Linked DNA regions of Mus musculus: all the other regions are linked to region 3. A link is a loop called in an ENCODE intact Hi-C map of the cell type or tissue named here. Cell type or tissue: heart. All regions are shown on one strand.

Evidence for each region. A loop is a pair of places that touch in the nucleus more often than their neighbours do. Peaks named below come from ENCODE experiments on the same cell type or tissue, not always from the same donor. Only the 100,000 strongest peaks of a DNase experiment are listed, where the experiment ranks them.
Region 1: a loop joins it to region 3, with 2.2 times the contacts of the local background. A loop is called at or near these places in 3 of 42 quality-filtered maps.
Region 2: a loop joins it to region 3, with 2.3 times the contacts of the local background. A loop is called at or near these places in 13 of 42 quality-filtered maps.
Region 4: a loop joins it to region 3, with 2.5 times the contacts of the local background. A loop is called at or near these places in 13 of 42 quality-filtered maps.
Region 5: a loop joins it to region 3, with 5 times the contacts of the local background. A loop is called at or near these places in 38 of 42 quality-filtered maps.
Region 6: a loop joins it to region 3, with 2.7 times the contacts of the local background. A loop is called at or near these places in 5 of 42 quality-filtered maps.
Region 7: a loop joins it to region 3, with 3 times the contacts of the local background. A loop is called at or near these places in 6 of 42 quality-filtered maps.

What each region holds. Positions count from the first base shown.
Region 1 is chr5:137,603,058-137,607,057 of GRCm38, reverse strand. It overlaps Pcolce (procollagen C-endopeptidase enhancer protein), which reads left to right. Exons shown (of 9, transcript NM_008788.2): 6 at 1-231; 7 at 1,258-1,335; 8 at 1,431-1,601; 9 at 1,741-1,951. The coding sequence ends at 1,895. Among named protein-coding and RNA genes, the nearest start is that of Mospd3, 4.4 kb to the right of the region's middle. In heart, a CTCF peak has its summit at 2,261 (motif pointing left); no DNase peak of the experiment used is centred here.
Region 2 is chr5:137,511,656-137,515,655 of GRCm38, reverse strand. It overlaps a transcript of Gigyf1 not described here. Among named protein-coding and RNA genes, the nearest start is that of Gigyf1, 5.2 kb to the left of the region's middle. In heart, a CTCF peak has its summit at 2,210 (motif pointing left); no DNase peak of the experiment used is centred here; H3K4me3 peaks cover 966 bases.
Region 3 is chr5:137,758,002-137,762,001 of GRCm38, reverse strand. It overlaps Tsc22d4 (TSC22 domain family, member 4), which reads right to left. Exons shown (of 5, transcript NM_023910.6): 4 at 3,270-3,318; 5 at 2,255-2,935. The coding sequence ends at 2,726. Among named protein-coding and RNA genes, the nearest start is that of Tsc22d4, 14 kb to the right of the region's middle. In heart, no CTCF peak of the experiment used is centred here; DNase peaks (open chromatin) are centred at 1,791, 2,651, 2,881 and 3,951; H3K27ac peaks cover 271 bases.
Region 4 is chr5:137,531,367-137,535,366 of GRCm38, reverse strand. It overlaps Gnb2 (guanine nucleotide binding protein (G protein), beta 2), which reads left to right and starts at 2,061. Exons shown (of 10, transcript NM_010312.5): 1 at 2,061-2,228. In heart, no CTCF peak of the experiment used is centred here; DNase peaks (open chromatin) are centred at 1,716, 2,076, 2,826 and 3,376; H3K4me3 peaks cover 2,724 bases; H3K27ac peaks cover 2,853 bases.
Region 5 is chr5:137,654,724-137,658,723 of GRCm38, reverse strand. Agfg2 (ArfGAP with FG repeats 2) reads left to right here. Exons shown (of 12, transcript NM_178162.3): 7 at 2,996-3,116; 8 at 3,312-3,394; 9 at 3,505-3,585. Among named protein-coding and RNA genes, the nearest start is that of Irs3, 11 kb to the right of the region's middle. In heart, CTCF peaks have their summits at 1,605 (motif pointing left) and 3,728 (motif pointing left); a DNase peak (open chromatin) is centred at 1,603.
Region 6 is chr5:137,583,646-137,587,645 of GRCm38, reverse strand. Tfr2 (transferrin receptor 2) reads right to left here. Exons shown (of 20, transcript NM_015799.4): 19 at 3,580-3,720; 20 at 1-817. The coding sequence ends at 542. Among named protein-coding and RNA genes, the nearest start is that of Mospd3, 15 kb to the left of the region's middle. In heart, a CTCF peak has its summit at 2,438 (motif pointing left); DNase peaks (open chromatin) are centred at 2,445 and 3,775; H3K4me3 peaks cover 809 bases; H3K27ac peaks cover 617 bases; H3K27me3 peaks cover 1,484 bases.
Region 7 is chr5:137,478,945-137,482,944 of GRCm38, reverse strand. It overlaps Gm38725 (a long non-coding RNA gene), which reads right to left. Exons shown (of 3, transcript XR_868626.2): 2 at 3,299-3,434; 3 at 2,481-3,081. Gm36056 (a long non-coding RNA gene) reads right to left here and starts at 51. Exons shown (of 3, transcript XR_377150.2): 1 at 1-51. In heart, a CTCF peak has its summit at 1,626 (motif pointing left); DNase peaks (open chromatin) are centred at 864 and 1,614; H3K27me3 peaks cover 88 bases.

The sequences.
Region 1 (4,000 bases), 150 kb after region 3:
TCAGTGTCACCGCAGATGGCTTCTCAGCCTCCTACAGGACCCTGCCACGGGATGCCGTAGAGAAGGAGTCAGCCCTGAGTCCAGGGGAGGACGTACAGCGTGGTCCCCAGTCCCGCTCTGACCCTAAGACAGGAACTGGGCCCAAAGTCAAACCACCCACTAAACCTAAATCCCAACCTGCAGAGACACCAGAGGCTTCCCCTGCTACCCAGGCAACCCCAGTGGCCCCAGGTAAGTGTGAGAAGGTGGAAGAAGGTACTGAAGAGATGGCTCGGTGGTGAAGAGCACTGGCTACTCTTCCTGAGGACCCAGGTTTGATTCCCAGCACTCACATGACAGCTCAAAATCATCTGTAACTCCAGACATACATGCAAAACACCATATACATAAAAGAAAAAGAAAATGAAAGAAGGGGATTGGCTAAAGGAAGCACTATTTATTCATCCATCCATCCATCCACCCACCCATTCATTCATTCATTCATTCATCCATCCACCCATCCATTCATTCATCTATCCACTCATCAATCCATCCATCCATCTATCCACCCATTCATTCATTCATTCATTCATCCACTCATCCATCCATCCATCTATCCATCCAGCACTCACTGGTGCCTGTTTCCTGTCAATGTCTGGGACTAGTGTTGGGAAGCATCGCTGGGTAGAACTCTGGGTTTACATCCATACAGCTGTTGTAATTTCAGATGTGATTAGGGAAAGCAGGGTTTGCCTAGAGTCTCCCAGTGAGGGCTGAGGGCATATGCTCAGAAGTAGAGCATTTCTAAAATTCTCCCAATAAGGGGCTGGAAGCTAAGCTAACTGTAGAGTGCCTGCTCCAGAATCCTCTAGTGAGGTTCTGAGGTGTGACTCAGTGGCAAGGTGCTGGCTTGCCTAGAATCCCCCAGTGAGGGACAAAGGGTGTGGCTCAGCTGCAGAGCCCCTGGCCAGCATGCACCAGACTCGGTTTCCATGTCTAGCGCTGCAAATAAAGGACTAGATAGGCTGACATGAGGAGAATGGGCCTGCCTGCTAGGGAGGCCACCCTCCACTGACATGAGGAGAATGGCCCTGCTTGCTAGGGAGGCCACCCTCCACAGACATGAGGAGAATGGTCCTGCCTGCTAGGGAGGCCACCCTCCACTGACATGAGGAGAATGGGCCTGCCTGATAGGGAGGCCACCCTCCACTGACATGAGGAGAATGGCCCTGCTTGCTAGGGAGGCCACCCTCCACAGACAGCATTGTCTCTTCCTAGCTGCCCCCAGCATCACCTGCCCAAAGCAGTACAAGCGGTCAGGCACCTTGCAGAGCAACTTCTGTTCCAGTAGCCTAGGTAAGACTCTCTCCTGCCCTTCTGACTTCCTGTACTCTCACCGGAGCCCAGTCCTAGCACCTGACTCTTCACCTCTCACCGACATCTTGCTACAGTGGTGACAGGAACAGTGAAGACCATGGTCCGGGGCCCCGGGGAAGGCCTCACTGTCACTGTCAGTCTCCTTGGTGTCTACAAAACCGGAGGACTGGACCTGCCCTCTCCGCCCAGTGGCACCTCTCTGAAGTTGTATGTGCCCTGCAGGCAGATGCCCCCCATGAAGAAAGGTAAGGCACACGGGAAATGGGAGTGGGTGTTGAGCACACTGAAGGTGTGGAGCTGTTAAAGTCTGACCAAGAAGATGCTTTGACAAGGTCTTGATAACTTGAGCTCTCCCCTCCTCCTCCTCCTCCTCCTCCTCCTCAGGAGCCAGTTATCTGCTGATGGGTCAGGTGGAAGAAAACAGAGGCCCCATCCTTCCTCCAGAGAGCTTCGTGGTTCTCTACAGGTCCAACCAGGACCAGATCCTCAATAACCTAAGCAAGAGGAAGTGTCCCTCCCAACCTAGGACAGCTGCCTGATGTCCTAGCCAGATACAGCCTCAGAGCTCATCCAAATAAATGTTTCTTGACTCAGGAAGGGATCGTGTCTGAGGTTCTGTGTGTGCTGGGGGTGGGAGGCACATCTTGGATTTCAGAGTACTTTTTCCTTTGAGTGGTACTAAAGACGGATTGAACTCAGGAACTTACATATTCTAGGCAAGTGCTTTATCACTTTATCACAACATCTTTCTTTTTTTTTTAAGATTTATTTATGGGCTGGAGAGATAGATGGCTCAGTGGTTAAGAGCACCGACTGCTAGGCTCCTGAGTTCAAATCCCAGCAACCACATGGTGGCTCACAACCATCCGTAATGAGATCTGACGCCCTCTTCTGGTGCATCTGAAGACAGCCACAGTGTACTTAGATATAATACTAAATAAAATTTAAAAAAAGATTTATTTATTTTTATTTATGAGTACACTGTAGCTGTCAGACACACCAGAAGAGGGCATCAGATCCCATTACAGATGGTTGTGGTTGCTGGGAATTGAACTCAGGACCTCTGGAAGAGCAGTTAGTGCTCTTAACCTCTGAGCCATCTCTCCAGCCCTTAAACATTATCTTAAACTTTCAGAATACTCTTAAGAATATATGATAGGGGCCAGATGGTGGTTGTGGCACACACCTTTAATCCCAACACTCAGGAGGCAGAGGCAGATGAATCTCTGTGTGTGAGTCAACCTGGTCTACAGAAGGTGTTCCAGGACAGCTAGGACTACACAGAAACCAACCCTGTCTGAGAAAACAAAGAAACAGGAACATACAGTAGGGGCATGCAAGATGGTTCAGCAAGGAAAGGTGCCTGCTGACAAGTCCATAAACCTCAATTCACATTGTAAAAGGAGAGAACTCTCTCTTTTTTTCTGTGTATATATGTGTACATATGTGTTTAGAGCCACCCTTGGGTGTTATCCTCAAAATCATCATCCACCTCTTGTTTCTTTTAATGTGTGTGTGTGTCAAAGAGGCCAAAAGAGGGTGTTGGATCCTCTGGAGTTGGGGATACAGGTGATTTGTAAGTTGCCTAACATAGCTGCTTAGGTCCCTTAGAAGAGCAACAAGCCAAGCTCTCTTAGCCACTGAACCATCCCTCCAGCTCCACCCAGTCCTCCCTGCCACCTTTCGGAAACAGAGCTGGCCACTATAGCTTCAGGAGTTCCTCCACAGGACTATAAAACGCATTGCTAGGCTCTACATTTTTGTTTAAGGATTCGAACACGGGTTCTTGTGCTTGCAAACACTCCTTCTCTGGGTCAGGTCTGCTTCAAGATTCTGCTGTTCCTTCCAACTGGAATTCTTTCCCATAGATACATTTTGGATTCCTTCCTGAGTCTGATTAGATCTCTGCTCAAAGTTCATCTAATTCATTCCTTTGTTCTGGCCAAATGGCATATTATCATTTTAAAATTTTTTTCATTTTGTGTGTGTGTGTGTTCGTGCGTGCGCACACGTGTGCACCGTTGCTGTCTTCAGACACACCAGAAGAGAGCATGAGATACCACTACTGATGGTTGTAAGCCACCATGTGGTTGCTGCGAATTAAACTCGGGACCTTGGGAAAATCGAAGATTACCTTTTAAGTACTGAAAATGTGACAGAAAACAAATGTCCCTGGTTTTGGAGAAGACATTCTCCGGAGGAGAGATGAACACAATATGACATTAAATATCAAGAGACATGCAAAGAAAGCAAGGCTGGGGCTGATGGCTCATAGGCTGGAGAGATGGTTCAGCGGTTAAGAGCACTGCTCTCCCAGAGGTTCTAAATTCGTTTTTCCACAACCATCTATACTGGGATCTGATGCTCTCTTCTTGCATGCAGGTGTACCTGCAGACAGAGTGCTCATATACATATAAATAAATAAACCTAAAAAGAGAGAGAGAGAGAGAGAGAAAGACAGACAGTGGTGGTGCACTCCTTTAATCTCAGTACTCAAGAATCAGAGACAGGTGGATCGCTGATTTCCAGTCCAGCCTGGTCTACAGCCAGGGCTAGTCTTGAAAAATAAAGAAACAAAATAAGCACACAAAACCAAGCAAAAGCATGATAAATCAGTTGTCAGGGAAGTCTTTCCCATAAAAAT
Region 2 (4,000 bases), 250 kb after region 3:
CTCAGTCAGAAAAGTACTTGCTGCACAAACTCAAGAACCTGAGTTCACGTCCCAATAGTCAGGTAAAAACCAAGCTTCCCTACTTATAAGCCTAGCACCAGGGAGGTAGAAAGAGAACATCCCTGGGGATGGCTGGAGATGGCTCAGTGGGTAAAGTGGTGCTACACCAGCGTGAGGACCAGAGTTCAGATCCCCAGACCCCATGGAATGATGGCTTGTGTACCTACAGGGAGATGGGAGGTGAAGCAGGAGCACCCCTTGGGGCTCATGGACCAATTAGATGAACGAAACCCCAAGAGGCTGCGTCTCAAACAAGGTAGGAGGACTAACAGCCAAGGTTGTCCTCTGCCACCACATGTGTGCACTCTCACACGGATATATTCACAAAGATTAAACAGCAGTAAGTTAGACATCAAGAGAGAAAGATAACACCAACCTGTGGTCTTTACACACTTAGATGCACTTGTGAGCACAGCAAAGCTTTAGAGGAGCCACTGTGGGGCCAAGCTCATACTCAAGCTTTCCCTAGTCTGAACCAAGAACCCACACACCCTGCCTGCACAACTGCAAAGTGACAGTCTGGGACCTGCTCAGTTACCCTGCTAGTGGATCAGACACTGGTCTGAGTGCAGAGAGACTGCCCGGGAGGAGACATCGATGGTGTGTCTCACCCTCACCTTTTGGCACCCCTCCCGCCCTTCATGAAGCTGCCCTGGTTGGAAATAGTAAGGAGAGGTGGGCTGATAATACAGATCAGCCTGGTGGAGGCACTTGCTGCCAAGTCTGACCACCTAGGTTTGGTCCCTTAGAATCCACATAGGAAGAAGGGAACCAACATGTGTCCTCAGACCTCCACATGCATGCCATGGCGCACGTGTACCCCGCCCCCCACGCACTAAGCAGGAGTGGGGGGAGTGCACAGGATGATGATGACGATGACAATGACATCCTTAATTTACAAAGAGAAAAGTAAAAGCACAGCAGCACTGCAGAGGCAGGACAGGCCCAGGGGAACACGGACAAGCTCCGAGGCGCTAAACCAGCCCGATAAAGGGCTCAGCGCCAGCCACTGGGCAGCCCTGGGCTTCTTCCCCACACTGAAGGGACCTAGCAAGCAGCAGGCAGTCTACCATGTGGTTTCTACCCGGGCCACAAGTAGGTCTCTGCCCTGTGTGCTGCCTGAAGCCAAGGGCTCTTGGCTGAGGACTCTTGCTCCCTGCTCCCTGAGGAATATGGGCAATGACTGTAGACAGCTCAGGCTGAGCAGAAGGAAGGATGCTATTGGCTTCTAGCAGGTAGAGACCAGGGATGCTGTGGGCTGGCTTACAAGCCACAGGACAGCCCCACATACAGAAGCATACATACATATGACAGGCTCAGTAGGAAGAATGTTCGCCTAGCATGCACATGGCCTTGGGTTCAATCCCCAGCACTTCAAACCAGGCAGGCAGCCCAGGCAGGCAGCAGAGGCAGGCAGCAGAGGCAGGCCTGTCAAGTGGCATGTGGCCAGGTGCAGACAGGTGGACTGAGATGCCCTCAATGACAAGACTGAGAAACCCTCCTCTATCCACAAGCCCAGGTCGAGTCACCGCAGTGTTCGAAAGAAGCAGCTATGCCTAAGCCCCCTTGCCCCTCGGCAGCAAGGAAAGGGTTCTCTCATCACACTGTCCCGTGAGAAAATTCAAAGTCCTGCCAGAAAGGAAGTCCCGGGGAAAAGAATAGATTAAAAAACAAACAGCATCATGTTGGTGAAACAGCTCCGCTGATAAAGATGCTCGTGGCCAAATCTAATGACCGGAGTTTGATTCTTAGGACCTACACCGTGGAAAGAGAGAACCAACTCCTCCAAGCTGTGTCACCCCAACAAAATATCACGGGACATGCTTACACACACGGGACATGCTTACACACACAGGACATGCTTACACACACGCACGCATGCCCGCAGACACACACTGTAATTTAAAAATGACGGGGGAAAAATCAAAGCCTAAGATTGCCCATCCCAGCTCCTCAGAGGGCATCTGAGGCTCTTTCTAATGAAGACCACCATGGGCAGCAGGGTAGGGACTAGCCTTCCCCACCCCTTTTTACTGACTGCCTAGGCTAGGGGTCCTTTCCACCCAGGCCAACTCAGCCTCTCTCTCTGCCTTGTAAGACCCTTCCCCACAGCCTAGCCCTGGCCTCCCCTAGCCCTTGCTATTGAAAGACTGACCCCTGCTGGAGGCTCAGGCTGGGTCTGGGAGCAGGCAGCCTCTGCTCTGGCTCTCAGAACTCCAAGCACAAGCTGACAACAATTAGGGACAATTCCTCCTTACTCTACCCCTCTCCCAAACTTTGTGCAACTTAAAGCAATGTACCTTAGCAACTTCCTGTACTACGGTTAACAGAGTCAACCCCCCAAATGCCTCACACTCAAAGCAATCACCTAACCACTTTCCCAGGACGAATGGAGATATGCACATACATGTGTGGACATTTATATATACACATACACACATAGAAAATATATCCTCCCTCCATGTGTAGTGGGAGGACGAAGGGCTACAGCCCCCCTCCCCCACCATCTGCAGGGCAGCAGTTACCCCTTCTCTACTTTGAGTCATGGGGACAACCTTAGCTCTTGGCCAATTGTGAACCGACTTCACAGTTTTCAAAGGATTTTCTCGCCTTACCTCATTTGATAAGGGGCAAACTGGAGTTTTGGCCTGGGTGGAAAGGACCCCTAGCCTAGGCAGTCAGTAAAAAGGGGTGGGGAAGGCAACCTTCTGCCAGGTTGCCTAGCTGGGGACTCCAGTACATAGAAAATAAAGTTATACCTCCCCTGACGGGGTGCCCTCAGCATCACCCAAGACAGGTGGCAGGAGTTACCCTGAATGTTCAGCCTCCCTATGTAAGTCTGAAGCTGTTTCTGATTCCTTCCCAGACCTTGGGGCTGATGAACCTAAGGCTGGCCTCAAACACACAGCAGCCCCCCTGCTTCCTGGGTGTTTGCATGGTTTCCATGCCAACATTTTTCTTAGAACTTTTATGTTTTGTGTGTGAGTATGGTGTGCATGGATGTATTTGAATTCACATGCACACACACATATGCACGAACGTAGAATTCTCAGGTTCTGCTGTGTCTTCAGCAGCTTATTTATTGAGGCAGGATCTCTTCGCTGAGGCAGAATACGCTGTTTTGGGTCCTCTTGCAAGAGGGCTTCCCTTTCTGCCGGGGATGCTAGGATGGCTGTGTGCTCAGCTAGCATTTAAGTGGCTCTAGAGATCCAAATTCTGGCCGTCACCCTTGCTCAAGCGCTACAGCCACCAGAGTCCTTTCTTCAGACTTTCAGGTCACCCTCTCTCACCTAAAGCTGAGCTGTTTCTTCTTTTCTCTCTCTCTAACTGTATGATGCTGGGGGGGGGGGGGCACATGCAGGGTCAGTGGACAACTCTGCGGCGTTTGTTCTCTACTCCCACCCAGGAGTGGGTTCTTGGTCAACAGGCTTGCAAACAAGTACCTTGTCCGGCTAAGCCATCTCACCATTGGGCCATGATTCCGATCTCAAATGCCAACAACAGATGTCAAAGGCTAGGGTAAAGTTAGGATCCCTTATTCACTATCCCTACAAAGCACGAACTTGCATCCAGTAGCTGACAAAGCCAGTCAACAAGAGTGAACACACCATAAAAGTGTACTAGAATCCTCATGTGGGAGTCAAGCCCCCTCCCGCCTCCCCTGGCACCCCAGTCAACGGAGAGGAATAATAAGGCAAGTTCCTCCTCAAATCCTCCCCTAACTTGGGATACTGATGTACAAATGATGTATGAAATAAACATTGAGCTGGGCTGGAGAGTGGCTGGCCTGGGGATGCAAAGGAAAATAGTTGGATGGATAGGTACCAGAGCCAACCAGACACTTACTGGTCCTAGATGGGTTGGGGGGCTTAGAGGGTCAATGTCTGCTGGGAATGGGTTTTTCCTAAAAGGGAGCTTTGAGCAGGAAGATGGAGGAGAA
Region 3 (4,000 bases):
TCCGTAAAACTCACCCAACTGGGCACCTTTCGCCAAATTTGCCTGATCCATCTCAAGAACCTCATGACCATGGCAATCTCTCTTGACACCACAAGTCCAAAGTTTGGCACAAAGCGAGCATTTGAGGCGTAGGAGGGGAAAGGCTATGAGCCAGTGCCACCACCAGAGAGGACTATGGGTACTGCGACGCTTCAAGCACAGTATCGAAGGAAGAAATACGAAATCCAAAAGGGGCGTACCCCCCAATGACTCATGACAGGCCCTTCCTCCCCTCCCTGGGACAGGGAGAGGAGTCAAGTAGATGAGAACTTAGAGTGAGGGAGTGTTCTAGATCATTGTGAGAGCTGTCTGGCCCCAACCCCCCGAGGACCTTCCAAGACCTCAGAGCCAATCATTGATGGCCTTGTCTCTTCTGGCCCAAGAACCGAGATAATAAAATCAACGTTGATCAAGAGCCCAGAAACTCTTTAAGCGTTCTCTGTGGATTTTGCTAGATAATTTTTACAACAGTACTTCAAGGTAAGTGTTTGGAGAGTGGATACAGGATTTGTAAAAACTGGATTTGAGGGGACTGGAGAGATGGCTCAGCCATTAAGGGCGTTTGCTGCTTTTTCCAAAGGACCAGGGTTCTAGCCCTAGCATCCACACGGTAGTTTACCACCTATAACTCCTGTTCTAGGGGATCCAACGCAATGAGGACTTGCATTTGGGTCCTCAGCACCCTACACCCCAACTCTCCAATGCTGCATGTCTGTAATTCTAGTGGGGAAGCCGAGACTGAAGGATCCCTGGGGCTTGCTGGCCAGTCAGTCTTAGCTCCATCCGTGAACACTAGGTCTACTGAGAGTCTGTCTCAGGGCTCTCAGAGGCAGATGGCCAGCCTGGTCTACAGGGAAAGTTCCTGGACAGCCAGGGCTACCCAGGGAAACAGCATCTCAAAAAAGAAAACCAACAAAAACTGTGAAAAGCAATCAAAGAAGACACCAAGTAGCTTCTGGTCTCTCCACACATGCATACACACACTGACAGGCATGTGAACACAGATACAGACCAAAGTCAGTCTTGGCTCCATAGTGAGTTCAAGACCATCATGGGCTAAATGATACCCTCTAGCTAGACAACTGAAGACTAAGGCCACGAGACCGTGGGTAAGGAGGAGGTGCTGATTACACAAGCCTCGGTTGGGAGTCAGGGCCACCCCACAGATACAGTAACAAACATTTACAATACCAGAGGTCCTAACAGGGAATGAGAGGCCAAGATAAAAGGATGGCTAGCTGGGCATCCTTAGTAAGGACAGACCCTGTCTCAGAGAAGGTGAAAGGTGAAGAGTGACACCCAGGTTTATCCTCTGGTCTCTCCATGTGGGCAATAGCACAGAGTGAACACTCGAATCACACAACAATGAACCAGGGCCAGCATACTGGTGAACGCCTGTCATCCCGGCACATAGGAGGATCAGGCCTCCGGCACCATTCTCAACTATATAGTAAGTCTGAAGCCAGGCTGGGCTACATGACACCGTTTTAACCACCACACCCTGACCCCAAAAGAAAAGACGGGGTCCAATCTGGTTGGTCGGGCCACCAAAGACTTAAAACTCTGCTAAGGCTTCCTCTCTGATCCCCAGAGACAAGACTTTCTCCTTCAAGGCTCTTAGTGCTGTTCCCTTTGCCCCCACTAGGTGGGGCCCTTCTTGGCTGCCTCAGTCGGTCTGGGAGAGAAGGAGGAGCTTGCTCACCCACTGGGCCTAGTCCTCATCCAGCCAGGGGTGGGGTAGAAGCAGAGGCAGCCTGCCAGGCCTGGCAAGGGCACCATGTGCCCTAAGAGCCTGGCCCACACCCAGCCTTAAGACAAGGGGCCCATTCAGGGCTCCTTGCCTGTCTCCAAGCAGCCACCCGGATCCAGCCCACAAGAGAGGACACACTGGGAAGCTGGAGGTGGATCCTGACACTCACCAAAGACTTCATTGTTATGGCCTCCCCTCACAGGGCCAACCACCAGCACGTGGGTAGACACCGCCCCCTACCTCTTTCCTTAGGCCAGCCTGCTAGGCCTTTCCAGGGACCAAGACCATTCCCAAGCCATTTTCTGGCATCTTCTCCAGGGTGGACCTGGGATCTTGTGTGTGTGTGTGTGTGTGTGTGTGTGTGTGTGTGTGTGTGTGTGTGTTTGTGTGCGCGAGGGCGTGCGTTGGGGACAGCATAACTACATACATAGCTAGACGCAGCAACAGCACACCAACCTCCATATTCAAGTTTCTTCAGATTTTTTTTTTAATTATAATTATTATTTTAACAACAACCTGAATCCGAGAAGTTGAAGATACTGTCCATACACCCTCCCTTGGCAGAGGAGAGGGGGCACTTGAAGAGAACGGGGTGAGGCCTGCCAGGGAACCTCCAAATCTTTCCAGGCCACCTATTGCTGAGGGGCTCCCCAGAACACTGATACCCGGGGTAGGAGGCAGGGCTGGGTTCTTCCACGGACGAGGGGCTTCAGATAAATACCCTCTCCCGAGCTGTTTCTCTTCCGGCAAGGCCTGAGGACTCTGGGGAGACCGAGCGGGATGGGACAGGCCAATATTGAGCCTTCAACTCCCATCCCTGGGCACTGGAGTTGGGCATGGGCATTAAAGCTACATAGGAAGAGGGGGCAGGCTGCCGGCACAAGGCGCAACAGCCAGTGGCAGCCCCCCAAAGGCACATTGTGAGGGAAAGAAGGCTCAGATGGAGGGCCCATTGGGTGCAGAGGGCCCGAGCCTGGGGAGCCCCGAGGATGGCAGCTGGGCCAGCTGCTCCGGGCTGGCCAGGGCGCGCAGCAATCCATTCTCCTGCTCCAATGCAGCGTTCCGCTCTGCCAGGTCTCGGATCTGCTCCTTCAGCACCTCCACCTCTTCTCGCACGGCAAACATGAGGTGGGACTTCACCAAGTCCTGGACCCCAGGGACAAACAAAACCATCAGGTCCTCCCCCCACCCCACCCCCAGGCCACTTCCAACTGCAGCGCCTAACCCAGGTGCCTCAAGGAAGCAGTTAGATACCCCTCCCCCTCTGCCCCAAGGAGGGGACAGAAGCTAAAGAGGCTAAAGGAGACACAGGGCAGCAGTCGGTCAAAAAAGGAGACACAAGACTCAGACAGGGATGGAGGTTGAGGGAAGCCAAGGTGGAAGTAGAAAAGGAATGGTTTGTATTCCCAAGTCATGGGAGAGGAGAGATGCTAGAGAGACAGCTAAGGGGCCTCCTGGGACCAAAACATCTTTTTCTTACCATGGCTTGTTCAATCTTGTTGTCAATGCCAACCAGGCTTCCGGAACCACTGGAGAGACATGGGGGAGGGGGGAGAGTACAAGATGAGGAGGAACCCCAAGTCAGCTCTGCTACAGTCTTCTGGACACTCCCTGCTCTAAAAAGCCCAGCTCTGCCCCAGCCCAGCCGAGTACCTGTGGCAGTAGAGGATCAGAGGGAGAAGGCTTTTGTCCATCCCACAGTGGGATGAAGGTCGATGCCCTGGCCCCCCCAGGCCCTGGTGGGCAGGAGGTCCCGATACCCCTCGGATGGGGGATGACCCCCGTGGAGAGCATGGGGAAGACACGCAGCCCCTTTTTCGGGGTGCCCCTGGCGCCATCCCCACCACTCGCATCTCATAAGATGATACCAAGGACTTCACAGAGACCCCCGGCTGGGACATTCCTGAGGGTCATCAGTATCCACTCCCAACCAAAGGGCTGTGTCAGGCAGAGTGCCTGGGGGGCTCAGAGCCCCCCTGGGCAGAGCAGGGTTCTTCGGATGGATGCCAGGCAGGCAGTGAGGAGACCGGACTTACCGATTGCTGGTCTGAGAGATATACACCCTGCCCTCCCCCTCAGGGCAAGGCACAGCTGCTATTGGTTCCTCAGGGACACGGGGACCCCCTCCCTTGGCTCCACAGTGGGCGGGAATTCCCAGACACACATAGTCTGTGCCAGTGTCCCCTTCTCACCCTGGCACCACTCCCAGAT
Region 4 (4,000 bases), 230 kb after region 3:
TAATCTGTGCGTAATAAATGTCAATTAAAGGGAAAGGTGAACGAGTGGCCTTGCTGGTGTTGTTTTGCTTTCTGTTCTGTGGTTTTGAGACAGGGTGCTGTTATGGAGGTCTGGCTTTTACAAGTGTGGGCCACCACATCTGATGCTTTGGAGGTTTAAGTTGGCAGAGGGGGGTGGGGGCATCCTCATTTACTCTGTGGCTATTTTACGTGTATAAATATTTTGCATGTATGCACGTGTGCGCATTGCATGACATACCTGGTGCATCAGAAGAGAGCATTTGATTCCCTGAACTGGAGTTACAGAAGGTAATGAGACACCATGTGAGGCCTGGCAACTGACCCCTGGTCCTCTTGAAAAGCAGTAAGTGCTCTTAACTGCCAAGCCAGCTGCTCCTGCTTTAATATCTGAGACAAGATCTCTCACAGAACTTGAGAGCTCTCACATGAACTCCCTGACCAGCAAACTCTCAGGGCTCTTTCCATCCTGGCCTGCAAGTGTTGGGGCTATAGTATAGGTGTGGCTACTGTGCCTGGGTTTTTTTTTCTTTTACTTGGTTTTCTGGGATCAAACTCAGGTCTTTATGTTTGCATGGTAAGCACTTTGCTGACTAAGCCATCTCTCCAACCCTGTCCCCCAACACACTTTTTGAAACAAGGTCTCCTGTGGCTCAGGCTGGCCTCTAGTTCAATATGTGGGTGAAGACAAATGTGAACTTTCTATTCTTTCCTCTCTACGAGTATACTTCACTACAGTCTATTTTGAATAGTGTTTTTTTTTTGTTTTGTTTTGTTTTGTTTTGTTTTGTTTTTTTCAAGACAGGGTTTCTCTGTATAGCCCTGGCTGTCCTGGAACTCACTTTGTAGACCAGGGTGGCCTCAAACTCAGAAATCCACCTGCCTCTGCCTCCCGAGTGCTGGGATTAAAGGTGTGTGCCACCTTGCCCGGCTGAATAGTGTGTTTTGATCTCCTAAACTCCGAGGACTGTCTCAAAGGCCACAGGACAACTCGGACTTTACCAAAACATTTTCACAATCTATGGGGGGACGGGGGACGGGACAGTTCTCCAACAATCCAGGAGACTCAAGGGTAACCTTCAATATACTCATTTAACAGATATGGAAATCCAGGCACATTCTTATGTTGTGTTCCCTCGGTGGGGTGCTCCACAGTGTAGTTTTCTTCAATGGTTATTAAAGTTGAGATCGCATCTCAACTCTGCAGCCTGAGTCCATAGTCAGCATCATGAGGATTAATAAACAAAAGTATTGGTGAGAGATGTGGCTCCATTGGTGGAGTGTTTGCCTAGCATGTATGAAGCCCTAAGTTCTACCCTGCATAAATCAGGCACAGGGTTGTGTATCTGTAATTCCAGCATTTGGTAGATGTAAGCAGGAGGATTATCAGTTTAGGGTCATCCTGGGCTACGTGGTGGGCTCCTGAAACTCTATCATAAAACAAAAACCTTTAAGTATGCAAATCAATAAATATGGACTGTTGCTGCGGCGGTATGAGGCCTAGTCTAGGAAGCCTACAACCCCTCACAGTGCTGCGCTTGAAGAACTGTCTGGGTGTAATTCCCTCTAACTTGCATTTTATGGGATTCTAGTGGTCACCAACCACTCGCTGTCTTTTTCTGCCCCACTGTCCTGCACTGGTTTAGACTTCCCTAGTTCCGCCTCCGGGAAGGGAGTGGCCTCACCAGGGGGCGTGGCCAACCCGAGAATTGGGCCTTCTTGCCTCCAGTCTGGAGCCGCCCAATCCGGAGGGGGGGGGGGTTGAAGGAGGTCGATCACGTGACCTGGGATTTTTTTTTTCCCCCCTCCCTTATGCCTATACCACTTCTGCTGTCCCTAGAGAGGATGTCTTGCTCCTTTTCTGGAAATAAACTACGTCGTGTGATCTTTGATGAGTTAGAAAAACGTGGAATTGTGCTTTTATTGTGGCTGAGGCATCTTTTGCTCCTGGAGTGGTGTTTTCGCTTCTAGCCTTCCCCCCCACACACTTGAGTATTTGGTCTCGTCCAGCCTGGCCCTGGGCGCGGCGGCGACGGCCGCGTCACTGGCGGGCGGGATCCCTCCGCTCTGGGGAGAGCTGCGCTGGACGGTTGAGTTGGGGTGACTGAGGAAATCCATCCGCGTCGCCGCCGCTGCCGCCTCCGCCGCGGAGGAAGACAGGACCTCCCGCGCTCCTCCAAGCGACCCCTTGGCAGAGTCCCACCACCTCAGGTACCTCCGCTGATAAAAGGAGTCCTCATCTCCCCCAGCCCCAAATTCCCACGGGTGTGTGTGTGGCAGGGGGAAGCCTCGGTTCCTTCCGTCTCCCGGGTTTGGCTCTTGGGAAACGGACGTAACTCCCAGACCTCCCCTCCCTTCCTCTGGCCCGGTCGTTTCCAAACCCGGAAGGGGAACTGGGGGGGGGGGGGGGACCCTCGGCTTCAATAATGCATGCGCTCCCTGCAATATCAGTGGCAATTATTTTAAAATCTAGACCCCCCTCATCCCAGCCCCGCCTGCCTCTTGATCCCTTAATAGTTGGGGGGCTAAATTCTGGGTTTCTTCTATGTCCTGTCCCGCCCCCTTTCCCCACCACCACCCTGCTGCCTGCCCCTGGGTAACAGCCCTCGTGCCCACTCGTTTCACACCCTTGCTTGCATTAGCCTTGCAGAACTCCAGAATCCTAGGAGATCCAGTTAAGGCCTCAAGGCCACCCTTGTCTTCGTCTCCACCCTACTGCCCCTTGATTCGGGCTCTGGCAGTGTTTTCTCAGTCCCGACCCCTAAGCTGGAGATCTCAGCACCTTATTCTTTTTACAAATCCTTACCCAGGTCTGGCACCTAGTCGCCTGTCCCCTTCGTCCAGCTTTCTTTTGGGCAAAATGGAGGTCCTACGAGCTGAAGGGCCTGGCCCACTGCACTTCGCAGCACGGCCAGCCCGCGCCGTCCAGCTGCCAGATCTGAGGACCCTCTCTTTCCTCCTCTCACACCTGCGGAGGCGGTGGCACCCTTTTTTTTGGAGGGGGGGCTATGGTTGCTTTATCCCTAGAATCGAGGAGCTGCTGAGGGAACGTTGGAGGGTAATGGGGATCTAAGGGCTGGGAGCATGGCCCCCGACCCAGTGTCTTCTTCCTGGCCTGTTTTCCTTCTGCCCCAGGCCTGTGTCATTGAGGCCAGGCCTGGGCTGCTGTCAGCTGGAAGGAAGGGGCTTTTGTTCACAGCTGGAGTGGGGTGGTAGCTATGTCGTTGCCCCCTCCCTCATTTTGGAGGGGCATCCTCTGGCACTGGCGCAGAAAGCTGAACTTACGGAGGGGAAATATCTTCGGGGAAGAGGAACGCCCAGTGTCTGGGGGAAGTGGGAGCTGGGTGGGGGACGCCTGGGTCGCCAGAGTGCAGTGTACACGGCCAGATCGCACAGGTGTCCCGGGAAGGCAGGACGTCGGAGGCTGGAGTGGTGCCAGCTAGGCCTCGGGGGCTGCTGAGCACAGAGCTGGGCTCTAGGGGTGCCTAGGGGCATCGGGCCGAGCCGCCTGGGGCCGCTCGCCGGCGCCTGGGAGAGAGCAGCTCCGCGCCCCGGGGCCAGGGGCCTCTCTTCGGAGCCCTAATTACTTCTGAGAGGCTCCCACGGGCTTTGTGCGGGCGCAGCGGGGCGGGCGACCTCGGCGCTGAAGGGAGCTGGCGGCTTGGGGGTTTGCCTTCCCCGCTACTCTCGCACTGACCAGCAGCTAATGGGGTGCAGCCGGCCCGGAATGGGGATTATCCCGGGTTGAGCCGTCCCGAACCTATTAGTGCTCAATCGGCTTTTCCCAAATCCTGTAAACAGCCACCCTGGCCGGTTCTGGGTAAGAGGCGGGAGTCTAGGTCGGGCGGGGGCGATGGGGGCCGGGGGTGGGGTCACCCACCCTACAGGTCTCTGCCGCGGATGCGGTTGCCTTGGCAACGAGGCTAGGGTGGGGGCACTTCACCAATGAGGTGCTCTTAGTCCGGGTGACGGTTGCCTAGGCA
Region 5 (4,000 bases), 100 kb after region 3:
CTACCTGTGTATACATCACAATGCCTGGCCCAATACAGTGAGCTTTTAACAAGCCAGCTGCGGAGGAGCCTCCACCCTTCTCCCTCGGGAGACTAAAGTGAGCCAGCCAAGGGTGTCCTGAGGAACTATTTAGCAAGTGTGCTCTAAAATAGAAGAAATAGGACTTTGTGACCATCTGACAGGGTATCTACTTCTAAAATATATATTTTTTTATTTTTTAAAGGCTTACTTTATTTTTATTTGTGTGTATGAGCGTTTGGGGCCTGTATATATGAATGTGCCCCAAGTGAGGAGACAGAAAAGGGCACTGAAACCTTAGGAACAGGAGTTCCAGGTTGCGCGCCATCAAGTGCGTGCTGGGAACCGAACCCTGGTCCTCTGCAGTAGTGGCGAGCGCTCTTAACCACTAAGCCATCTCTTCAACCCCAGAATATATTCTTTCCAATATGATCCTTTAATGGTTGGCGATTCAATAGGAAACAAAATTTCCATAATTTCCGACAAATAAGAATTACATGTGTTGTGCTAGAGAGGCAGAACAATAGTTAAGAGCACTGACTGCTCTTCCAGAGGACTCAGGTTCGAGTCCCATCACCTACATGGCAGCTCACAACATCTGTAATTCCAGTTCCAGGGGACCTGATGCCCTCTTCTAGCCCATATGCACACCAGGCATGTACATAGTACACACATATGTGCAAGCAAAATGCTCATACAAGTAAAAAATTTTTAAAAAAAGGCTTAGAAAGTTTTAAATTTTACAATATTTATTCATCGTCCCGTTGGTACGGTGCTTGCATAGCTTGTGAAAGTGTCTCAGTTTGATCCTTATCAGCACATAAATTAGACATGTTAAGCTAGGCTCATTATCCTGTCACTCAGGATAGTGAAGAAGGAGGGTCAGAAGTTTGAGGTCATTGGCTGGCTACACCGGGAGTTTGAAGTCAGCCTGAGCTACATGAGACCCTGTCTGAAAAGACACAAGAGAGGGTAGGGGTGAGAGGGATGCTGGCCTATAGTTCAAGTTGATTACATCCCAACAGTGCTGGGATCTATGTGGGAAAAGAAAGACCTGATACTCGCAGTTCCCAAAGCATCAGGTCTGGACGGCTCTACCAGCTGACAGGGCACACCCTAACCCATCCCTGCCACTGTGGCAAGATCGATCCCCAGTGTGCACGTGGAGCTAGGATGGAGGATGTAGCTCAGTTGGTAGAGCACCTGCCTAAGCACAGGCAAGGCCCCAGATTCCATCCCCAGCAACACGAGGCAGAAAAAGCTCTATAGACTTTAGAGATTTTGAGAGGTGGGCAGCTCTTCTGATAGGGCTGTGTTGTGTATGTAAGGAGTGCGAAGAGGGGAAGTTGCTAAATGTGCAGTTTCTTGGAGTTCAGTGGGTAAGGCTTTTGCTGCCAAGTCCAGTGACCTGAGGTTGATCCCAGATCCCACGTGACGGAACAAGAGAACCAGCTACTGCAAGTCCTCTGACCTCCATGTGCACCCCTTTATGCAAAAAAAAAAAAAATTAATAAGAATTAAACTGCTGCTTTGGAGCTGGTGATGGCTTCCTGGGTAACCCGAGTTGAAGCCCAGCTCTGCCCTCTAGTGTCCATAGGGGAACACTTCACAGACTATGATCCAGGCAGGAGCCAGCTGGGGTAGAAACTCTCTCCTTGGGAAGCAGTTGGAACATGGAGAGCGAGGCCATACCGAGAGTTGGCTCATTCCTAGAGGAGCTGAAACCCCTTGTTACATTAGCTCAGAAACCCCGTGTACTCTGAGGCAAGCAAGCATGGCCCAGATCCACCTGCCTTATGTTCCGTGTTTGAAAGCATGGATGGGGGGTGGGGGGGCTGTCAAGATGGTTCCGTGGGTAAAGGCACTTGCTATATAAGTCTGATAACTTAAGTTTGACCTCCAAAACCTATGTAAAAAGCACTCAACACCCACACACAAATAAGTAAGGAATTAAAAAGATAAATGCAGTCTTTAGAAATGGGGGAAGCCTAGACATTCAAACTACAGTGTTGGAAAAAGAAGCCAGAACTGAACTGGAGTGTATGTGGCTCAGTGACAGAGTTCTTGCCTAGCATGCACAAGGTCCCGGGTTCTGTCCCAGCACCGCTGGGGTGGGGGAGATAGATGGGGAGGAAGAGAGAGAGTGGGGGGAGATGCTGAGTACGGTGGCCTCCAAGCCCTCAGGAAGCTGAGGCTGACTTGCTGCAAGGTTGAGGTCTAACTGGGCTGTGTAGGGAGACCCTATGTGAAAAATGAAGGTTTGGGATGTTAGTTCCATGGTAGGGTATTTATCTAACATGCACAGGACCCTAGATTTCATTTATGGTACAATTAATAAACTAATTTCCTTTGGCCGGTTTGGGTTTTTGTTTTTTCTTGGTGGTTTGGTTTTTTTTTTTTTTTTTTTTTGAGTCAGGGTTTCTCTGTGTAGCCCTGGCTGTCCTAGAACTTGCTCTGTAGACCAGGCTAGCCTTGAACTCACAGATCCACCTGCCTCTGCCTCCTGGATGGTGATGTTGAAGGTATGCGCCACCGCTGCCTGCCTGATTCTCAAAGTTAACCGGGAACTCGGGATGTCTTTGTAGAGTGTCTGTCTATACACTGAGCCCTGGATTTGATCCTTAGCCCGTTATACTCCAGGCACACTTGTAATCCCAGCCTTGGGAGACTAAGGCAAGAGGATAAAGGAGAGTTCAAGGCCAGCCTGAGCTACATATTGAGAGCCTGTCTCAAAAAAGACAGAAAGGAGGAATGCCATTTTTGCTGAAGAGACAGCCAAGATGAGACCTTATTGCCTTACCCAGAAGTCTTCAGGGGATGAGCCCTCCTACACTAGCCACTCACAGGAGAGCCGAACTGGCTCAGAGAGTCCAGCAGGTGCCTCACCTGTCACCATTCCACCCCACCCCCACCTCCATCTCCCCTTCTCGTCTTTCCCTCAGGTCTCAGCCTAGCCTCCTTGTTTTATCCCATCCAGGAAGTGGCCAGATGTCTGCGTTTGGTGTGGCACCCCTTGCAGCTGCCAGTCAACCCAACAACCTTGCAGATGTGGGCGGCCTCCTGGGTCCCAGGATGGCTGCTGGAGGTCTCCCTGGCAGGTGGGTCTAGACACAAAGGTGACTTATCTGAAGGTTGGTGGCATTTTCACAGGCTGATAGTGCATTGTGGCTTCCTTGTCTCCCCTTGGCTTCCTGGGCTAGCCTTGGGTAACACAGTGGGCTTGCCTTCTTTGCCCCCCTGCTTGCTCTTTCTGGAAGCTGCCCATTCCCACCTCCTCTCTCTCTGCGCCACAGTGTTTTTGGGATGCCGAGCCAGGTTCCTGCCCTGCAGTCGGCCGTGCCAGGTGTTAGCGGCAGTGGAGGGCTCCCCTTTGGAGGTGAGTCTTACCTGTGGAGACCTGGAAGGGGAGGTGGGAAAAGCACCTCAAGATTGAAAGGACTCAAACCATCTTTTTCTCTAACGTCTCTCTCTTTGTGCTGTGAGCAGCCTACACCAACCCCTTCGCCACCCCTGCCCAAGCCCAGCTGCCTTCTACCAACCCATTCCAACCCAATGGTCTAGCCTCAGGTAAGTTCTCAGAACCAACTTTGAAGTTTTTAGAGTGCCAGCTCTCCTAACCTTATGTCTCTCATGGTCCAAAGAGCAGTCACCATCACGCTCTCCACACTAGCCCCCGCTAGTTCCAGCTGTAAATCTAAGCCACCTAGTGGACTAAAAATAGAAGCATCTTTGCCATAACAGTATCACAGAAAAAAACGCCACATGGTGGTGCGCCCCTGTAATAACAGTACTGCTTAAGAGAGAGGATCGTCACAAGTTCAAGGACAGGCTGGGGTACATAGTAAGATCCGGGCCAGCCTGGTCTACATAGTGAGACTCTGTCTCAAAAAAAAAAAAAAAAAAAAAGATTTAAAGGAAGGAGAGTCAAGAGAGAAGCGGGTGAGTGGAGGAGAGGGAGGGAGGGAGGGAGAGAAGAGAGGAG
Region 6 (4,000 bases), 170 kb after region 3:
CACCTCCTATCCATTATCTTTAGGCAGTTTTCTTAGACATCAGAACAGTTATTTTTCCCATGTGGATAGCATCTTGCAAGCATGCTGTCAGGTGCCTTCTGTGCCTTCTTCCCTAGTCTCAAGGCGGATATGAGGAGTGGGTACGGCATGAAGAGGAAGCTAAATTGCGTATGGACAACAGGGGTTACAATTGGTTTATTGACATCTAATCCCCTTGGGCTGCTCACATACCGTAGCTCATGTGTCATAAAATAATGACGCTGTCCATCTCACTCTCTAAGAGAGCTGATCAGATCCCAGCATCTAGATAGTCTCTAGATATGGGGAACTTTGCTCCTGAAGACAGAAGGGCCTGTGATGGGAAGAAAACCGCTTTCTGGGTAAGCAACGGCATGACAACCACACTGAGAAAATATGGCGCACCAGCATTGCAGGACCAAGGGTGTTAAGAATAGGTTACAATCTCAGGCACCTCCTTTGCCTGCACCACTCAAAGAGGGAGAAAGGAGAATCACGTGGGGCCCATGGAGGGCTTTTGGCTTCAAAAGTTATTGTCAATGTTCCAAACGTCGCCACTGAGAGCGTTGGCTGCCCCCTGCAGTGTCCAGGTGAGCAGCGCCAGCTGGCGCCGGAAGCGACTCTCCTGGAAGCCCAGACCTGCTGTCAACCGGGAAGAGGCGGCTCCTGAGCCATCGGCGCGCAGCATCCGCAGGTGGTCTACCAGGGCACCCAAAGTGTGGTCGCCTTGGCCTAGGAAAATGTGGCGGAATGGGGAGTCGGCTGGCGACACATACTGGGACAGGAAGTAGAACTCCACCTGCACGGAAAAAGTGAAAACAGGTCTAGATGTCAAGATGTCTGCTGCGGAAAGCTTCAGTCACTCTTCCCTCCAACAGATCCTAATTCACCCTGAGGCCCTAGGGCCTGCTTCACAAATAGGGTTCCACAGCTTCGTCCAGGCCTACCTCCCTTAAGCTGTCCAATTAGGAAGACTCATCACGTGACGTCATCAGGAGCCAGGGTTCTAATCCTTCCTCGCCTGCCTTTCTTTCTTTTTTAGATTTATTATTCTGTGTACTACGAGTGTCTTGCGTGTATGTGTGTGCCTCGCATACAGGCCTGGTGCCAGCAGAGGTCAAAAGAAGGTGTCAGATCCCCTGGGACTAGAGTGGCAGAGAATGTGTCTGGCATAAAAGCCCGTCTCTTGTGTGTGTGCATGCATGTGTGTGGAGACCAAGGTCAGCAGCTGGTAAGCCTTCCTCAGTCACTTTCCACATTATTTTTGAGACAGCATCTCTCACTGAACCTGGAACTTGCCAATTTGGCTAAACTAGTTAGCCAGTGAGCTCTGGGCTTCTCTGCCTCCAAAGTCTAAGGTCCAGGCATCCACCAGTGAGCCTGGCTTTTTACATGGGAACTGATGCTTCAAATTCAAGACTTCATGCTTATACAGCAGACTCTTTACCAACTGAGCCCCCCCCCCTTTTTTAAATCCCTGTTCGTTTGTTTTTCTTTGAAACAAAGACTCACTGTGGTAGTCCAGGCAGTGCAGACCAGACTGGCCTCAAGCTCGCCATTCTCTTGATTCAGCCTCAGGAGATCTGAGACTGTGGATTTATTTACAGGTGTGCACCTCCACACGACCCCCCACCTCGCTTACACCTTTAAAAATATCTGTTCGACAGTCCACATGTGCCCATGGTTTCAAACAGAATCTCAGAGGGTACAGCTTCCAACTCACGTTGCCAAATCTTTCGTAAGATCCTGCCCTACAGAATTAGGGGGTATCTTGAAAAGCCTCACTCTCTCACATGCCAGCATCACCTTCTTAAACATGAGTTCCGGAGGCTGGGGATGTGACTTAGTGGTAGAACATGATTCCTGGGTTCCTGGGTTCCTTAATAACCCTCCGCCCCCCAGACAGTGTCTCATCATGTAGCCAAGGCTAGTTGTCTTAGCCTCCCGAGTGGAATCCAGGATTTCGTGCATACCAGAAAGCACGCCATCAACTGAACTGCAGCCTCAGTCCGTCCCCCCCCCTCTTTCTCCTCCTTTCTTTTTCTGTCCCTCCTTCCTTTCCCTATCCCATCTTTCTCTTTCGTGATATTGAGCACAGGCTATGGGAGCAGAGTCCCTCATCTTTAATTTTGACTCCATCATTTACTGCCTGTGTGATACTGGGTATGTTACTTCGTTTCTTTGAGCCTACACTGCTACCAACCTCTCAGCATCGCAGGAAGTCCTGCTGTTGCATAAAATAAAATAAAATAAAATAAAATAAAATAAAATAAAATATTGGCCCCTGGTAGCGCTCTACAAAAGCCAGCTACTATTATTATTATTGAACGCCTCTTTCAACATCCTGCCTGTGCAGGTTTCCTACTCCCGGTTTAGGGAGTAGTGCATTTGCGATTACCATCTGTCCAGGCGCCCCCTACAGGCATTTGTTGACACCTGCGACTGGTATGCAGGACAGCAGAAGTTTCCTCCTCAGGCCATTGGTACTCTCTCCAGACTCCTTTCTACATATTCTGTTTTGCCACCTCACCTCCTTGTAAGAAATTTTCGTGACGCCCAGACACTCAAAATCCAAACTCCTGAACCTGGCTTGTAATACCAGTTACTTGGAGAGACAAGTCAGGAGGAGGATCAAAGGTCAAGGTCAGCATGGACTACAAAGTGAGTTCAAGGCTATTTTGGGCAACCAAGCAAACTTTCTCTCAAAATGTGAATGAAAGGTGGGTTGGGGATGTGGCTCAGTGGCAGAGTCCCTGCCTAGAATCCCCCAGTGAGGGCTGGGGGCGTGGCTCAGTGGTACAGCCCCTGCCTAGAATCCCCCAGTGAGTGGCAGGGGGCGTGGCTCAGTGATAGAGCCCCTGCCTAGAATCACCCAGTGAGGGGCTGGGGGCGTGGCTCAGTGGTAGAGCACCTGCCTAGAATCCCCCAGTGAGGGGCTGGGGGCGTGGCTCAGTGGTAAAGCACTTGTTTGACATGCACAATACTCTGATTTTATCCCAGCCCCTCCCACCTCAAGCCCACAAAAATCCCAAATTTCTTCAACTATTTAAAGGTTCCCCCCAACTGGTCCCTGATCCACTGTTCAGTTCTCCACGTGATCTCTGTTCTGGCTTTGATGATCCATGCGCAGCTCCCAAGAAAGGCCAGGTCTATTTCCCTGCCTTACCCTCCACCCTGAAAAGACCTCTTTTCCTTGCATCAACTCATGTTTTGCCTGTCTTTCAAGACCCAAGCCACACAGTCTAAAGTAAGAGGTCTGGAACTTTTTTTTCTGCAAAAATCCATGGAACAAATATTTTAGGCTTTGCAGGTTAAACAGCAGACAGCAAAGAGTCAGGTCCTTACTATACATTTCATCACCTGGCAAGGGCTTGTGAAAGTGACAGGTCAGGTTTTCTAGCCTGGCTGGTTTATGAACCCTGAATATCCGGTATCATACACCCAGAACAGAGGGATAGAGCAGCCAACAGAAAGCGTCGGGGCGGAATGCTTTACAAATGCCAGGTCCTGGGATAAGGGACCACCAGGCCAGAAGGGGGCGGGCGGGGGGCCGGGTCTCACCCTCATGATGCGCACGTTGTACATGCGCATCAGACGCTCATCGTTCCGCTCCGAGCTGTAAATCTCCTTCCGCAGCTTTTCCGCCGCACGGATGTAGTCCCCCCTTGCAGAGTACACCCACTGCAGGGTCAGCCCGCGCTCCTGTGGGCGAGGCAGAGTCTAAGATTGACAGATTGGTGCCAGCACCAATATGGGTGGGGTCAAAGCGCAAAAGAGAAAGGGAACCGGATACATGGGGGATCACCGGGCCTATGAGGTTTGGGAGGCAGATCCCAGGGATGTGGCGTCGTACTGGATGTGTCCTCGAGGATTAGGCGACTGGAGGTTTAAGTAAAAGGGGCTGATTGGAGGGCAGGGCTGGGGAGAGGAGAAGCCAGGCACCCCCTAGTTATGAAGAACCCCTGCAGACTGGGAGCGGGAT
Region 7 (4,000 bases), 280 kb after region 3:
GACATCCTCGGGGCCAGAAGAACTTCCCAGAGCTCCATTCTGAAATCTAAAGATGTCGCTGGACAAGCCCGAGGCCCCAGAGAAGAAGAGCCTCAGAATCAGCTCGGATTTGTTTAGGTTTTTTTTTTTTTTTTTGAAACAGGAAGGTCTCACATAGCCCAGGCTGGCCTGGAACTCGCTGTGTAGTTAAAGGACAGCATTGAATTCCTGATCTTTCCGCTTCTGGTTCTCAAGTGCTGAGATTACAGGCACCCTGTCCCCGTTTATGGGGTGTTAGAGATGGAAGCTGGGGCTTCCTGCATGCTAGGCAAGCACTCTATTAACTGAACTATGTCCTCAGCTCCCAGAGACCGACTTAGACCTCAGGGACAGAGATGTCCAAACTCAACTAGTGCCCTGCCAGAACTGTAACCAGTCCCCTCTCCCCACCCCCCACAGGACAAGCTTTGGGGTCCAATCTTTGTGGGATCTATGAAGAATACAGGACCTGGAGAATTTAGGGGGCAAGACGTGAATTCTTTAGATCTCATGGGGGTTTCCCCAGACAGCACGAGCCCTGCACTGGACAACAGAGGGTCAAGGAGCCATAGACAGAATGGCCGCTGACTCTCAGCGTTCATGGGAGGGAAAGGGTTTGACATTTTGTGTCTTTTAAAAATACCACTGGCAACAGCTGAAATCACCAACCAGACTCCTGGCTTGTCTCTCTTCATGACTGTACACACCACACAACTCTCCTAGCTGTACCTCACCCCATCTGGTCGCAAGGCATCAGATCTGGGAAACCAGAGGTGGAGGGGGTTGGGCCCTACGTGCTGCCTCGCATGGCCCGGCTGACCTCTTGACCCCTCTGGGCTTGAGGCCACAATGCCTGCCCACGCTAGTCAATAAGCAGGCTCCATTCAAGGCTGTCTCTCAGTGGGCAGCTGCCAACCCGCTAGGACAAGTGCTGAGTGAGCTGGGGCCACCGTTGAGGAAACAGGAGCCAGTACAGAGGGGTTCCCCTTTAGGGGTTGGTGGCAATGGGCGACCCTGGTTAATGGATCATTATGTCCGTAGTCACTTACCTCAGGACATAAACCCCTTGTGAGTCCATCTATCTTTTGTGTCCCGATGGGTATCACTCTGGGAATTTCTCCTTGCCACTAGACAGAGTCAATAGACTGAGAAGTGCTAAGTATGGCAGCAGGGGACACGGGTGACTCCAAGTCGTTCCTTGGATTCCTTTCCCATAGTGCTTCATGTGGGAAAGCATGCTTAGGAGAGAGACCCACACAGCCGACCAGTCAAAGATGGTGCACAGAGTACCAGGACCCCAATCCTGGCTTTTATTCTATGTGGCTGTCATTCATTCTGTTCCCAAAACAAGACATTTAGAATCCAGCCGGAAAGCCTTCAAAGTCCACTGCAGGAAAAATTACATGTAGGTTGAAGGAGTTGGGGGCTGGAGGGAATTTGCTGGGAGTGAGTGTGTGTGTGTGTGTGTGTGTGTGTGTGTGTGTGTGTGTGTGTGTGTCTATAATTCAGGTGGGAGGAGGCAGCAAAGGGGAGGACTCAAAAGAATTTTGGGGGAGGTGAACTTAGTTCCTGGACTACAGTGCCCTCTTGAGGTGCAGTTGGGAACTGTTAGGGAACTTTGCCAGCAATCTCCTTCCTCTGGGATCCTTCCCTTCAGTGATTTTTTTTTTTTTTTTTTTTTTTTTTTTTGACTTCCACAACAGACATCCCATTGCCACCCCTGTTGCTATGAAAGAGCAAGGTTGAGGTATCTTTTTTGGGCTGTTGGAGCTGGAATATTAATTCTATATCAAGTCTATTGTAACTTGAGAGGGAGGCTTGTTTTGTTGTTTGTCTGTGTTTTTTTGAGACAGAGGCTAAATTGCCCAGGCAGGCCTGGAACTTAGAATTTTCCTGCCTCAGGTGCTGGGAGTACAGGCCTGGACCATTATATCTGGCTTAGTTTTGAAATTTTTTTCTTAAAAAGATTTATTTTATTTTATTTTTAGTGTGTGTGTGTGTGTGTGTGAGAGAGAGAGAGAGAGAGAGAGAGAGAGAGAGAGAGAGAGAGAGAGAAGAGGGTGTCTGATTCCCTAAAACTGGATTTATGAGCAGTTGTGAGCCACCCATGTGGGTACTGGGAACTGACCTCTGCTTGTCCTTAAGAGCAGCAAGCACTTTTAACCATTTGTTGCTTTGTTTGTTCTTATTTTTCGAAACAAGACATCTCTGTGTAGCGCTGGCTGTCTTGGAACTCACTCTGTAGGCCAGGCTTACCTTGAACTCACAGAGATTTGCCCTCCTCTGCTTCCTGAGTGCTGGGATTAAAGGCACGCGCTAACATGCCAGGCTTTTGTCTTGCTTTTCAGAGCAAGAAAACGCACTGAAAACCAGTTGGCATCTGACCATGAGCTTAACATTCATCAGCCAACATCCTGTCCACATCTCTCATCGCTATAACCAAACACAGACAAGAGGCAACTCAGAGGACGGAGGCTTTATTTTAGCTCACACTTCTGGGAACACAGTCTGTCATGGCGGGGAAGGCAGGACATCAGGAGCTTGTGGTCGCTGGTCCCATGGCATCCACAGTCAGGGAGCAGAGGCTGCTGGTGCCCCGCTTGCTCTCTCTTTTTTCCCTTTCTTTGTGTCTTTGTTCTTTTTTTCTTTGTTTATTTGTTTAGGGTTTTGTTTTGTTTTGAGACAGGGTTTCTCTGTGTAGCCCTGGCTGTCCTGGAACTCCCTCTGTAGACCAGGCTGGCCTCAACTCCCATAGATCCACCTGCCTCTGCCTCCCAAGCACTGGGATAAAAGGCATGCGCCACCACTGCCTGGCTTGAGTGTCACCCTCTGACACAGAATAGGACATGGAGAAGAAAACTGCTTTTTTGCCTGCATGCTCTCACTCTTGCTGGTCAGCCTGCATTTCTGTTGCTGCGGCAATCCTTCACCAATGTTAGAACCATCTTCCTTGGGATTCCAACATGGACTGAAGGCCAGGCCTCTGGTGCCAGATCAGGGTCACTGAGACAGCATCCTCGTGCACCGGATGATTGCTAGGTTCTTGGTCTCTCTAGTGTGAGACTGAAAGTAGAATTAGGTAGAAAAGAGCAATTATCGGATACTGACTTATGATTATTTAGTGATTTACTTAAAGCACTGCCTATTTGCCAAGAGTGACTTCACTTGCTACAGAGCAGAATGACCTGGAGGAACAGCTGAAACAATGGGTTGTTGCCCTTAACAACCTGCTGACAAATAGCCGCATATGCTTCTATAAAATCTCACTTCCTTGACCCACCTGGTGGTTTTAGAAAAATGATGAGAATATAAATGGCCCAGGATCAAAGCCTTTCAGGACCTGTCCTGGTTTCAGTCCACTGGTGACATCTTCTCTCCTCCACTCTCAGTGTTGGATGCTTATTCCAGAAAGATTTCTGAAATGAGACAGCCAGTGCCAGGTTACCTGGATTATATATATATATATATATACACACATATATATATATATACACATATATATATACATGTACATATATATATATACACACACACATATATATACATACATACATATATATACATATATACATACACATATATATGAATGTATTTTGTTATTATATATGCATGTATATATGTATATGTGTATATGTATATGTGTGTTTATGTATATGTATGCATATGTGTGTATGTATGTATATGTGTATATATGTATGTATATATTCATTCTAGCAGTTCTGTTCCTTTTTTTTTTTTTTTTTTTTTTTTTTTTTTTTTTTTTTTTGGTTTTTCGAGACAGGGTTTCTCTGTATAGCCCTGGCTGTCCTGGAACTCACTTTGTGGGCCAGGCTGGCCTCGAACTCAGAAATCCGCCTGCCCCTGCCTCCCGAGTGCTGGGATTAAAGGCGTGCGCCACCACGCCCGGCTCTAGTTCTGTTCCTTTTTAAAACCCTGGACTAAGACAAACATGGACTCTAGAGCTTCCTCTGAGACAGCAAAA